Regions from separate parts of the Homo sapiens genome. Here region 2 is linked to region 1. Evidence: read pairs that join two places in POLR2A ChIA-PET (ENCODE). Cell type or tissue: MCF 10A. All regions are shown on one strand. Links, peaks and the distances in the headings refer to the core of each region. The heading gives the core; the rest is flanking DNA. Region 1 overlaps CREB5 (cAMP responsive element binding protein 5). Region 2 has its middle 64 kb from the start of CREB5.

Region 1 (5,383 bases), core at 251-5,250:
AGCACCTGTTGTTTCCTGACTTTTTCAGTTTGGGTTTTATGATGACAAAGCTGAGTCCCATACCACCAGATATAATGTCTTTCCTATTGTCACAGCAACAAAAGACTTAAGACAAAGGAGATGATACAGAGGGAGTAGAGGAGCTGACATAGTTTATCTGCAAGAGTGAGGCCCTTAACATGGAAGCTTCACACAGCCCTTTTCTCTCCTGCTCCTTCCTCACTTGAATAAATACTCCTAATGCAGAGAAAAAAATGGAATACTCACTACCTAAATATACAAACCGTGGATATTACAGAATCTTTTTTCATCTTCATGATTACCTTTCAATAATAAGAGACTCTAGAAAGGAAAATCACATCCTATATGAAAAGTGGCAGAAATATACTCAAGATTTATGCATTTCGCTATTTGTAAACAGCAACAAAAAGAACCACAAAGAAATATCAACTCTGTTTTCTTTTTCTTTTTGTTTTTGTTTTTGAGACAGAGTGTCGCTCTGTCGCCCAGCCTGGAGTGCAGTGGCGTGATCTTGGCTCACTGCAAGCTCCGCCTCCTGGGTTCACACCATTCTCCTGCCTCAGCCTCCCGAGTAGCTGGGACTACAGGCACCTGCCACCACACTCAGCTAATTTTTTATATTTTTAGTAGAGATGGGGTTTCACTGTGTTAGTCAGGATGGTCTCGATCTCCTGACCTTGTGATCCACCCACCTCGGTCTCCCAAAGTGCTGAGATTACATGCGTGAGCCACTGCGCCCAGCCCAAATATCAACTCTATTAATGATACATATGCTGAAGTGGTTAGGAGTAAAGTTACTGATGTCTGCAACTTACTTAGAAATGCATCAAAAAATAAGACTGATGGATGGATAGATGTACAGCTATATGATAAAGCAAGTATAGCAAAGAGCCATTGTAGAATGTTAGGTGGCGAATATACAATTCTTCATGCTTTTCTATGTGTTTGAAATGTTTCAAAGTAGAATGTCAAGGAAAAGTGACCATAGAGTGAGTCTTACATTTCTAAGCTGCTCGTTTTCTGACTCCACACTTATTTAGAAAGCTGGGCAGGTGGGAAGAGAGGAGCTACGTTGCTGGGAAGAAAGCCAGCACTGGCCAATAATAATGTTGTCCCTTCCAGGGAAAACAGGCTTGGAGAACAACTGCTTGACCACTTCTAATCCAGATTCACAATCTCAAAAAAATTCTCATGCCGAGAGAAAACAGAAGCCAAAAATAGGTAAGAAAATACAGCAGGGGCAAGGAGAAGATGCCAGATTTCAACATCGCCGCACATTGTGTCATAGGCAGAGCTGCAAATGAAAGCTAGAACTGTGTACAGTTTTGCATGGTTTTGGAACCTAGACTTGGAAGGCTCTAAGGCTTGTGTATCCCCAGAGAAAAACAGGTCCTTGGTAAATATTTGCTGAATGAAGGATGCGTATTTTGTTGAAAGGTACTGAAGAAGATAAAAACAGTTTTGCAACTACTTATCTTACCTATTGATCTCTTGCTGTTTAAATTAAGAAGCTGCACATATGTGATGTCTCTTTCAACCCTTTGTGCCCATATGTGTATGCATACTTACACCAATATAGTTCCTCCGTACTAGATAACATGCTGGGCGTTTAGGAGATTCAGAAATGAATAAAGCACAATTTCTGCTTTACAGACTTAAAACCTATGTGGAAACAAACCCCATGTAACTATAATACATGGGATCTGATGTAGTAAGTACCATGAACAGCAGAGGCCTTATATTGTTTTGTTAAGATCTGACTTTACAATATAGGTCCTACATACTGTATTCAAGTCACCAGAAACAGTACCGCTACGTATAGGAAATGGCCCCCTCCAAAAGATTGTGTGATCCAGGATACCAAGAGACCAAAATTAGAATGCTGTACTGCAGATCAGAGTCTCCTGGAGAGCCTGAGATCTTTCCTCTATTTTAACCCAAATGGTTGAATTATCCCTTTGTGTCAAGAACATGATATTGCACAGAGAGTTGGCCCCAAACAGCCCTGGACCCCTGATCTGCAGTGAAGAGCTCCCCATAGCATACTTGGGTACACTAATGTAACTAGACAAGTACTGGTAAAACCAGGTGGTAGAAAAGCAGTCAGGAAATGGGATGGGGAAAGGGCAAAATCTGTGCCCATGGAGACATTTTAGGTATTGAAAAGGAGGTAATGTTTTCCACTAAAGGGCATCCAGTTGGAGACTGGTCTGAGCTGGCTCTCGTTTTATAACCTCTCAACACATGTGTGTAGTCAAGGCTGAATTTAAAACCTATACCGTGAACCTTAGGAAAATAAACCACATTAAACAAGCACAAATTGAAAATATTACACAAGAGATTTCACAGGAAATTGGTCCAAATTTAGCCTTGCTCTTTATGTATTTAAGCCTCTTATTCATTGCTTAGAACTTTATATCAGGATTTTAATATGAGTCTCTCCTCCCCCACCCCCACCCCCAGCCCAGTCCACCTCCACAATGGTCTGCTTAGTTTTACAAAATGTATTTTTTTTAACTCCCGAAGAATCCTGCTACCTTTGGCCTGCTCTTTCAGTGCTCATTAACACATGTTCCCAAACAGCGCACTGATGACTCACAGCATCAATGGTGAGGTGAGGCTGAGCATGTACCCAGAAAAATCCCACTGCAGTACCAGAGACAAGCTCCACTGTGTGATCCCTGCATCGGTGGATTTCAATGCTGATTTTACATAAAAGGTGCCAGCAATCATGACAAATGTCATTAGCAGCAAACCATTTCAGTGTCTTTCAGTCTCAGAATTCTCTAATACTACTTTCCTTTCTTCTGTAGATTGTTTTGTCTTGCTTTTAATCTTGTTGTACTGTACTTTCTCTGAGTCTCCTCAAATCCTTTTCTTGGAATGAAGCCAAGTATAGATAAATACATGAATGATTTAGAATCCCATAAATGTAACAATCCACCTTTTGTAATGACATTTGAGTTGTTCTGATGTTATCTTGGTTGGTCACATAGCAAGAGACTTCCAGAAGCAACGGCTGGACCACTCTTTCCACCTTGGGTCTGGATTTTTGCCATCAGAAATGCCCTGTGGGATGCTGCCAGGACACTCTGGTCCGCAGCCCTTCTGAGCCAGGCATTTGCCAGGTGGGAAAAGTGATGCCAAACCAAAGGGTGGTTTTGTGGGATGGACAAACATGCCCTGAGGCCACGCTGGGACGTCCCATTCTTTCTCACTTGTTGCTGCCAGACAGAATGTGATTATTACTGGAGTTTGCTTACAAACCACTTTTAGAAGGCTTATTAAATTAGAACTTGTTTTGTATTTAGTTTGGAATTTTTTAATGATTTCGAGGTCTGGAATTCATGTTGCTTCCCCACTTCTCTCTATCACACCACAGGAAAATGCTTGCTGGTGAATGTGATTAAGTTTACTCTGATCTCTTTTCTTCGCCCTTATAATTCTCTACTCTTTATGGATGTGAGAAAGCTCCAAAAGAATAGAATAAGCCATGCAAAGAGCCCGAGGTCAGACTTCAGCTGGAGAGGGAAGGGGGCTGTCCAGAGGCCTGGCAGGGACAGGTACCCTATTGCTTTTACTGGGGTAGAACTGTGGGAAGTTTCTTTACAATTATTATCATTTTGCTAATTCCTATTTTAGAAAGATTAAAAGAACACCCTGGGCCCCTCCCAGAGCTCTGAGCTTCTTTGGGGGAACTCGCTGCCTCCTCCCCTTCTCCTCCTGTCGTGGCAGCCACCACACTCACTGAGGGGTCTTTCATCAGGGCTCTAGAGAAACATGGGTTTGGAAGATGCCCACACAGATTTCTGGCCCGTGACAGTGAGGACCACAAGGAGCATGGGCTTTTGGAGGTGTCCCTTCAAACCAACTCAGTGGTCTGACTGGGAGAATTGCTTCCATTTTCTGGCTTATTAAAAATAGTAAGGGAATCAAGATGACATAGTGATTTGATGAGCCCTTGAGAAACAGAAAACCCAGGATCACTCCATCCAAAAAAAGATGCAAAGTTCTAAAGATAGGAGAATTCAAACAAATAGGGAGGTTATGCAGCCAAAGGGGCCCTTTATTATCTGTTATGCTCAAAGGTAAATACACTTCCCTGACTGAAAGTATTAAATTTTCAAATGTTCAAGTAATCGTTAACCTAGTTCCGACCGCACAGGTGTCTGCAGCCTGCACCCATCCTGACTCAATGAGAGCCTCAGACAATGAATATGTCTAGTTGCTTTTAACACCCTCCCATGCGGGCTCACTCTGGGTGGTCATCTCTTGCCCCCTCATGCCCCAGAACAATTCTGGTGGTGGGGCTTTATTGGATTTCTCGGAGCATTAGGTTTCTGGGAGCATATAAACTCAAGGACGTTGCCTTTAAATCACTCAGAGCCAGGGAATAAGGCAGAGGACGCTTCAAAAAGAATTAGGAAAAGTTAACAGATCAAAAGAACAGTCCTGTCACATAAGCTACTTCCTTTTTCAAAAACATGTATTAGGAGCACAGCAGTTAAAACTCTGATCGGTCACGAAAATGAGCCCTAGCCCTCCGGCTGAGGGGCTGAGATGCATTAGGCACCACCTAAAAGAAATTTCTCAGTGATTAAGCTCAGTGTCTGCAGAAACACACAAACACACACACGGAAAAACAAGGCCCACCCTGGGCTCTCCTTCCCCAGGTAAGTCCCTGGTGTCCTTTCCTTCTGTGTCCACACAGGAAGTTGGTTCAGGGCTGCTGGAATGTTATTAGCTGCTAAGAACATCTTAGAAGGCTGAGTTGAAAAGCCCCCATACCTCTCTACAATGCTGATCTTCCATTCTTTGCAAATTATAGGGCAGACAGCTTAATCAACAAGAAGTGTGTGCTTCAGAATCCCGCAACTACTACTGAGCAGAACATTCGAGGCTAAAGAAAAAACTCCCTTGTTTGCCTCAAAGTGGATGTTTATGGCAGTGTAGGTTTGCAGCCCAGGTAAAATGCATCTCTACTAAGATCTTTCATAGAAGATAGTCACTGTGGATCTGTTTGATCTAGAGCAGGCCTCTTCGTTCCCTTTCTGTACAAATGGAGAACAAAGAACTGGGGGCATCTCACCAAACAGGTCCCAACAGCAAGATAGCTGTTCTCCAGAAAGTAGTCTTGTTTTTATTTTTAGTTGGCTTTTTCTCTTAATGTATTTATCCCCCACATCTGTTACAGTTCAATAAAATGAGAATGGAGTGATAGTTTTTTTTTTTTTTAACCACGATTCCGTTGGCAAAGCAGATAGATCCATAATTACATGGAGACACATGTATTCGTTTTCTAGGGCTGCAGTCACAAATTACCACAAACTGGGTGGTTTAAAAGCCACAGAAATGTATTTTT
Region 2 (5,383 bases), core at 262-5,261, 240 kb after region 1:
GCAGTATGGATCTGCAAGCACTGGGTGTGTGTCCTGAATAGGAACTATCTCCTGTGAGTGGAAGAGGACATGGAGCACTTTGAAAAATCTATTATTAATAACCATATAATCCTAGGATCATTCTTATAGATTTGTTTCATGAAGATACTTGGGGGAATGGAAGCTATTCCAGAAAATCATATATTACTCCCCAAAATTGAAAATGCCATTTTCACTCTTCCATAGGTTCAGCTCTTGTTTCTCCTTACCATCCCAGCCACTTATCACAGTTACCAACTAATTTATTTGAGAAGAAACAGATATAATCCATCTTTAGAATGCATTTACTTCTATCATTACATAAAGGTGTCAGATGGAAATTCATAAGACTCATTGTATGGATGGCATTCAGGAAAAGCTCAAAGTCCATGGTAACTGTTGAGTCTCTTTTTGTCACAACTGACACAAAGTCCAACTCAAAGAGCCTTCAGAAAATAAAGCAAAATGTATTGGCTCATATGATTAGAAAGCAGAGATAAGGCTGACTTTACAGAAGGCTGAATCTAGCAGCGCAGTTATCACGAGTGATCTGACTTCTCTCCATTTCCCAGCTCTGCCTTCTGCAGCTTGGCTTCCTCCTCCAGCTCCCCACACTCCCCTCTTCTCCTTGCCTACCCTTGAAGCTCAGGGCTCTCCCTGGGATCGCAGAATGAATGTCTGGCCTCCATGCTTACGCACACTATGAAATCTAATAGATTTCATGGAGCAAAGAGAGGAATCTCTCTTTTCCAGAAATTCTAGCAGACGTTTCGTTTGTTTGTTTGTTTTTTGTTTGCTTGTTTTTTTTTCCATCTCAACAGCTACTAGATTAAGGGCCTCTCCCTGAATCAATCACTATAGCCAGAGGAAACAGGTATAGTAATTGGCTGAAGCCAGTTAGTACTCTCCTATGAAGTTTTAAGGAGGCAAAAATTCCACCCACATCACATGATAAAAATGGAGAAAGAGGGCTTTCCCACAAGGAAAGTGAAGGATGATAAGCTGTGAGGAGAAGCAATGTGTGCTGAGCAGGAAGCAATAACACCACCTCTACTGAGGTAGCTTCCCCTCCACAGGCGGCCAGTCTTCTCTCTCAGAGATAGCATGGGATGGAACACGTTGGAGGGTGTTGGAGGAGTAAAAAATGACCTATCTTTAAGATAATCAGAGATATAATTATGAATATGGATATGGATATATTTTCTTAGTTTACTCCTTGTGTTAACCTTTCCCATTTTGACTCTGAAAGACAAAAGTAAACACTTTGTCCTGCATCCCACCAATGATGGCTGAATGCCTGTATCCATAAGGTAAATTCAAGGTGCTAACCTTCCTGTTTAATTGCCTCTATATAGCAATCAGCCTATGACTTAAAAGGCCTTGATTAGAATTGAAAGCAATAATGTAAGTAATTCAACTGCAAATAAAATTAGAATTGGTGATTTTTGTGACATCACATCACCTTTTCCACAGAGCTACCACACAGGAAGCAAAACTCACAGCTATCTCTGAAGTGTCCAGCACAGTGTGTCATGTAGTAGAATAAATATTTGAACAAATAGTCATCTGACTGGATGATTGAAGATACAAACACAAGTATCAAAGTAAAAAGGAGCAATCATCATGGTGACATCCCCCAGTTGTACATCCTCTCCTGGTGTCCCTCCATCGCTGAAATTAAAGTCCCTGGTCAAGCAGGCAACTATTCACACTGACATAGGTTAAAAGTCTATATATTGGACTTAAGTTGTATGGGCCGATGGTGGTCCTACTTCCTTAGTTGGTTCATAGGCCGTAAGAACGTGGAGCAAAAGCAAAAATTATAAAATTATGAAATTTCACACCTCCCTATTGGCCCTTTCTCCTGAAATCAATGCCATGGCTTACATCCCCTCTTTCCCTTTTCCCACCACAACGGGATACTAGATTGAATGGGAATGGGGGGAATTTGTATCAAAAATTGAATTTTAACTCTGGATTTCAATATATGGCTAATTTGACTTGAAAATTAGGGAAAGCTAAGAACGAAAGACTGTTCGATCTGTCTAAACTTCTTCAGATGAAGAGTAAATTAAGAGGGAAAAATTGGAAAATATCGTTGGTGCACTTTGATATTTTCTTTTAACCTTCCTTATAAGGTTATAACTACTTTCCGAAAACCTTGCTGAGAGCTCTCGAAACTTCAAAATTACAGAAAAATCAAACCGTTCCTCTCCACCCAGGCATCACTGATGTGCGGTGGACTGTCTTCACTTAGGATAGTTATTGCCACCCCAGAGCCTGGAATTATGGAGCTGACAATAAACCGACAAGGCCCAGTGCAATTGCATTGGTAAGCCTGCACCTGGCAACGTTTGTCTGTGGAATTCAGTTTCCTACACCACATGTCTTTCCCCAGCACTAATACTATCATTTAAGAAATAAGAACAAGAGCTAGGCCAAAATCAGGGTTGGTTATGCCATAAATAAATTCATGTTTGAAGCAATTTATGCAGCTGCCTGGTGAGCCAGGCCTGAGAGGCTGGCACACACAGCCGCCATGTGGATGGCCTGGCTGGGGAGTGTTCTATGCAAGGAATGTGGCTCTTGGCACCACTTTGTTCTGTACCTGGACTGGCTTGAATTGCTGTCTCATTGCCAGGAAAGCTAGCGGACCTTTGGGAACCCTTTAGGAAAAAGGTCATATATTTCATGTGACTTGTGAATGGAAAGACGGATGCTGTTGGCAAGCCGTTTTTGCTGCCAGATTGGGCATAAGATGAGCATAATGGGAATTTCGATTATACAGAAAGACTCTTTCCACAGACTTTATTTAGTAATAGCTAATAATAATAGCTTCCAAGCATTGAGTCCCTACTGTGGGCCAGATAGTATGCTGAGCATTTTAGACATATCTCTAATTCTCACCACTACCATGCAAGGTGTCTGTGTGTGTGTGTGTGTGTGTGTGTGTGTGTGTGTGAGAGAGAGAGACAGAGAGAGAGAGACAGAGAGAGAGAGAAAGCAGGCGCATGTTGATCATCATTTTATAAATGAGGAAGCTGCTGTTTGGAGAATTGGCATGACTTGTTTAAGGCTAGTAATGTGCCAGCGATGAGATGCAGACTCAGTTTTCATCAGCTCCTGAGCCCACGTTGTTCTCCCTGAGTCACACTATCTATTGCCATGACCTCCTTCTGCCCTTGTGGAATAAGAAGCCACATGGATAACCGGTGATCCTGTGCACACGAAACCTCTGGATTGACCAGTGAGAGTGTTCGGCTGAATAACACAAGGAATCTCGGCACATGAACATAGCCCATGCCCAACCCAGGACAGCACTTCATAGCTCACACCTGGGAACCCTCTCTCCCTACAATTTCCCTGGCCAGGGCACCGGTTCCAGGATGAGTTTTCAAACCAGGTGGCTTGTTTGGAACACAACAATCCCTCAAGGACACCAGTCCTCCCCAGCTCAGGAGGGAGGGCTCTGCTTACAAGTGGTTTGAATTATAGGGAATTCGAATGTGCTCCCTTTTCTTGGACAGAGTCGATGCAACTATGAAATAACCACGTTTTTTAAAGTGTGTTGTCCATATGCTGCTACAGCTGAATCTTTTCATGAACAACAGACTCATGCAGAGTCACATCCCACATGCAAAGTGGACATACATAATCTGTGAAAGGATGCCAAAGTGAAATTGAAGCTATTGCATTGAAATTTCAAGCTATTGAAACCTGGACACTCTGGGGTGGGGAGCGGGGCAGGGTTAGTATTATTTAGAAAAGAAACAACAGCTGTTTAATGACACTCTAAGAATTAGAAAAATTTCATAATTTGCCAAGATGAGCAAAATATTGTGACACATTAAATGCTGGCATCGAAATATGCTTTAATATGAGTTCCTCTCTGCTTACTCACTTCATTTTTTAAAGGGGAAAGATTTTTTGATATAAGAATTTTCTATTCTTGAACTCAATCTAAACACTGTTGTCCTCTTTCCTGCCTTCTAAGTCGTATTAAATCAAAGATCACTTTGAGCTGTGCAGAGAGGGGACAGGTCTCCCTTAAAATAAATTAATCAAAAATCTCCTGCTCTGGTTTTGTAATGTAAAATGGCTGGAACAACACACTGGAAATCTCACAATCAAACATTAATATCAGTCTAAGGGAGAAATTACATCAGTGCCTTAAGAAATACTTCTTAAAATTAACATTGCATGTTTGCACATGATGAGCAGATTTGACTGTTTGAATATTTTTATGGCATGATAAGCCCCAGGGCCACAGTGTACAAGATTTGCTAGAATGAACAGGGAGAAATGCCCACAGATATTCACAGAGCAATTGGGTTCAAGTATGCAAATAGTCTTGGCCCGTTCCTCCCATTCTTTCTTTTCCACTTCCTCCTTTGTCCTTGCCTCTTCTCCTACCAAGGCCAACCCAGTGGTACTTAATATAATATTATGTCTTCCCTTTTATACTGATCAAAGTTCTAATGTCCCCATCCTACTATTCATGACCATTTGGCACTCAGATCTTTCAAGTTGTAGCTGTGGTGGATGTTGTGATGCAGTCCCCAGATCCCTTTACAGGAAGGATGGACGTATTCTCCCAGCTGCTGGGAGCTCAGCCAGAAGATGGCCCTCCGCTCTTAACCACCTTTAAGAATTGCTTCTGTTGAAGAAAAGTGTCTGGCCCAAAGTCCCACCTGCTTCCTGTTGCATCCAGACTTATCAATATAGGGGTACAAAGGCCTGATTCCTGATTCCCCTAACTCAGGGCAATTCTGAGGGGTTCTCTCAAGTTTCCCCATGGAGTTGGCTAAGGCCTTTGTTGGGATGGTGCTATGGCCTGAATGTTTGTGTTCCTCCAAAATTCACATGTTGAAATCCTAACCCCTAAGGTGATGGTATTAGGAGGCAGGACCTTTGGGAAGTGATTAGGTCATGAGAGTGGAGCCCTCGTGAATGGGATTAATGCCATTGTAAAAGAGGCCCCAGAGAGCTAGCTCATTCCTTCTCCCATGTGAGGATACAGTAAGAAGGCACCAGCTACCAACTGGGAACAGGCCCTCAGCAGACACTGAATCTGTGGATGCCTTGATCTTACACCTTCAGCCTCCAGAACTATGAGAAATAAATGTCTGTTGTTTATAAGCCAACCAAATTATGGTAGTTTGTTTTAGCAACCTAAATAGACTAAGACAGATGGTGTCTTAGCCAATTTCTTTTTCTGCTCGATATTCCAATTGCTTCCTTCCACAGGTGTTGATCACAAGAGCATTCCCAAATATGCTGATTTGCATCTCAGAATCTACTTCCCCAGTAAACCCAACCTGGGACACTTAACCCATCACTACGGTGCCCCCCTTCGGATAATGTG

What was found. ChIA-PET counts read pairs that join two places held together with the same protein. Peaks named below come from ENCODE experiments on the same cell type or tissue, not always from the same donor. Only the 100,000 strongest peaks of a DNase experiment are listed, where the experiment ranks them.
Region 2: POLR2A ChIA-PET joins it to region 1 with 5 read pairs; 1 of 35 experiments calls an interaction of 5 or more read pairs at or near these places.

Annotation. Positions count from the first base shown.
Region 1 is chr7:28,584,654-28,590,036 of GRCh38, reverse strand. All of the region lies in intron 5 of CREB5 (cAMP responsive element binding protein 5), which reads right to left. Among named protein-coding and RNA genes, the nearest start is that of CREB5, 170 kb to the right of the region's middle. In MCF 10A, for the core only: no CTCF peak of the experiment used is centred there; DNase peaks (open chromatin) are centred at 1,286, 2,606 and 3,166.
Region 2 is chr7:28,346,006-28,351,388 of GRCh38, reverse strand. It overlaps a transcript of CREB5 not described here. Among named protein-coding and RNA genes, the nearest start is that of CREB5, 64 kb to the left of the region's middle. In MCF 10A, for the core only: no CTCF peak of the experiment used is centred there; DNase peaks (open chromatin) are centred at 2,608 and 3,178.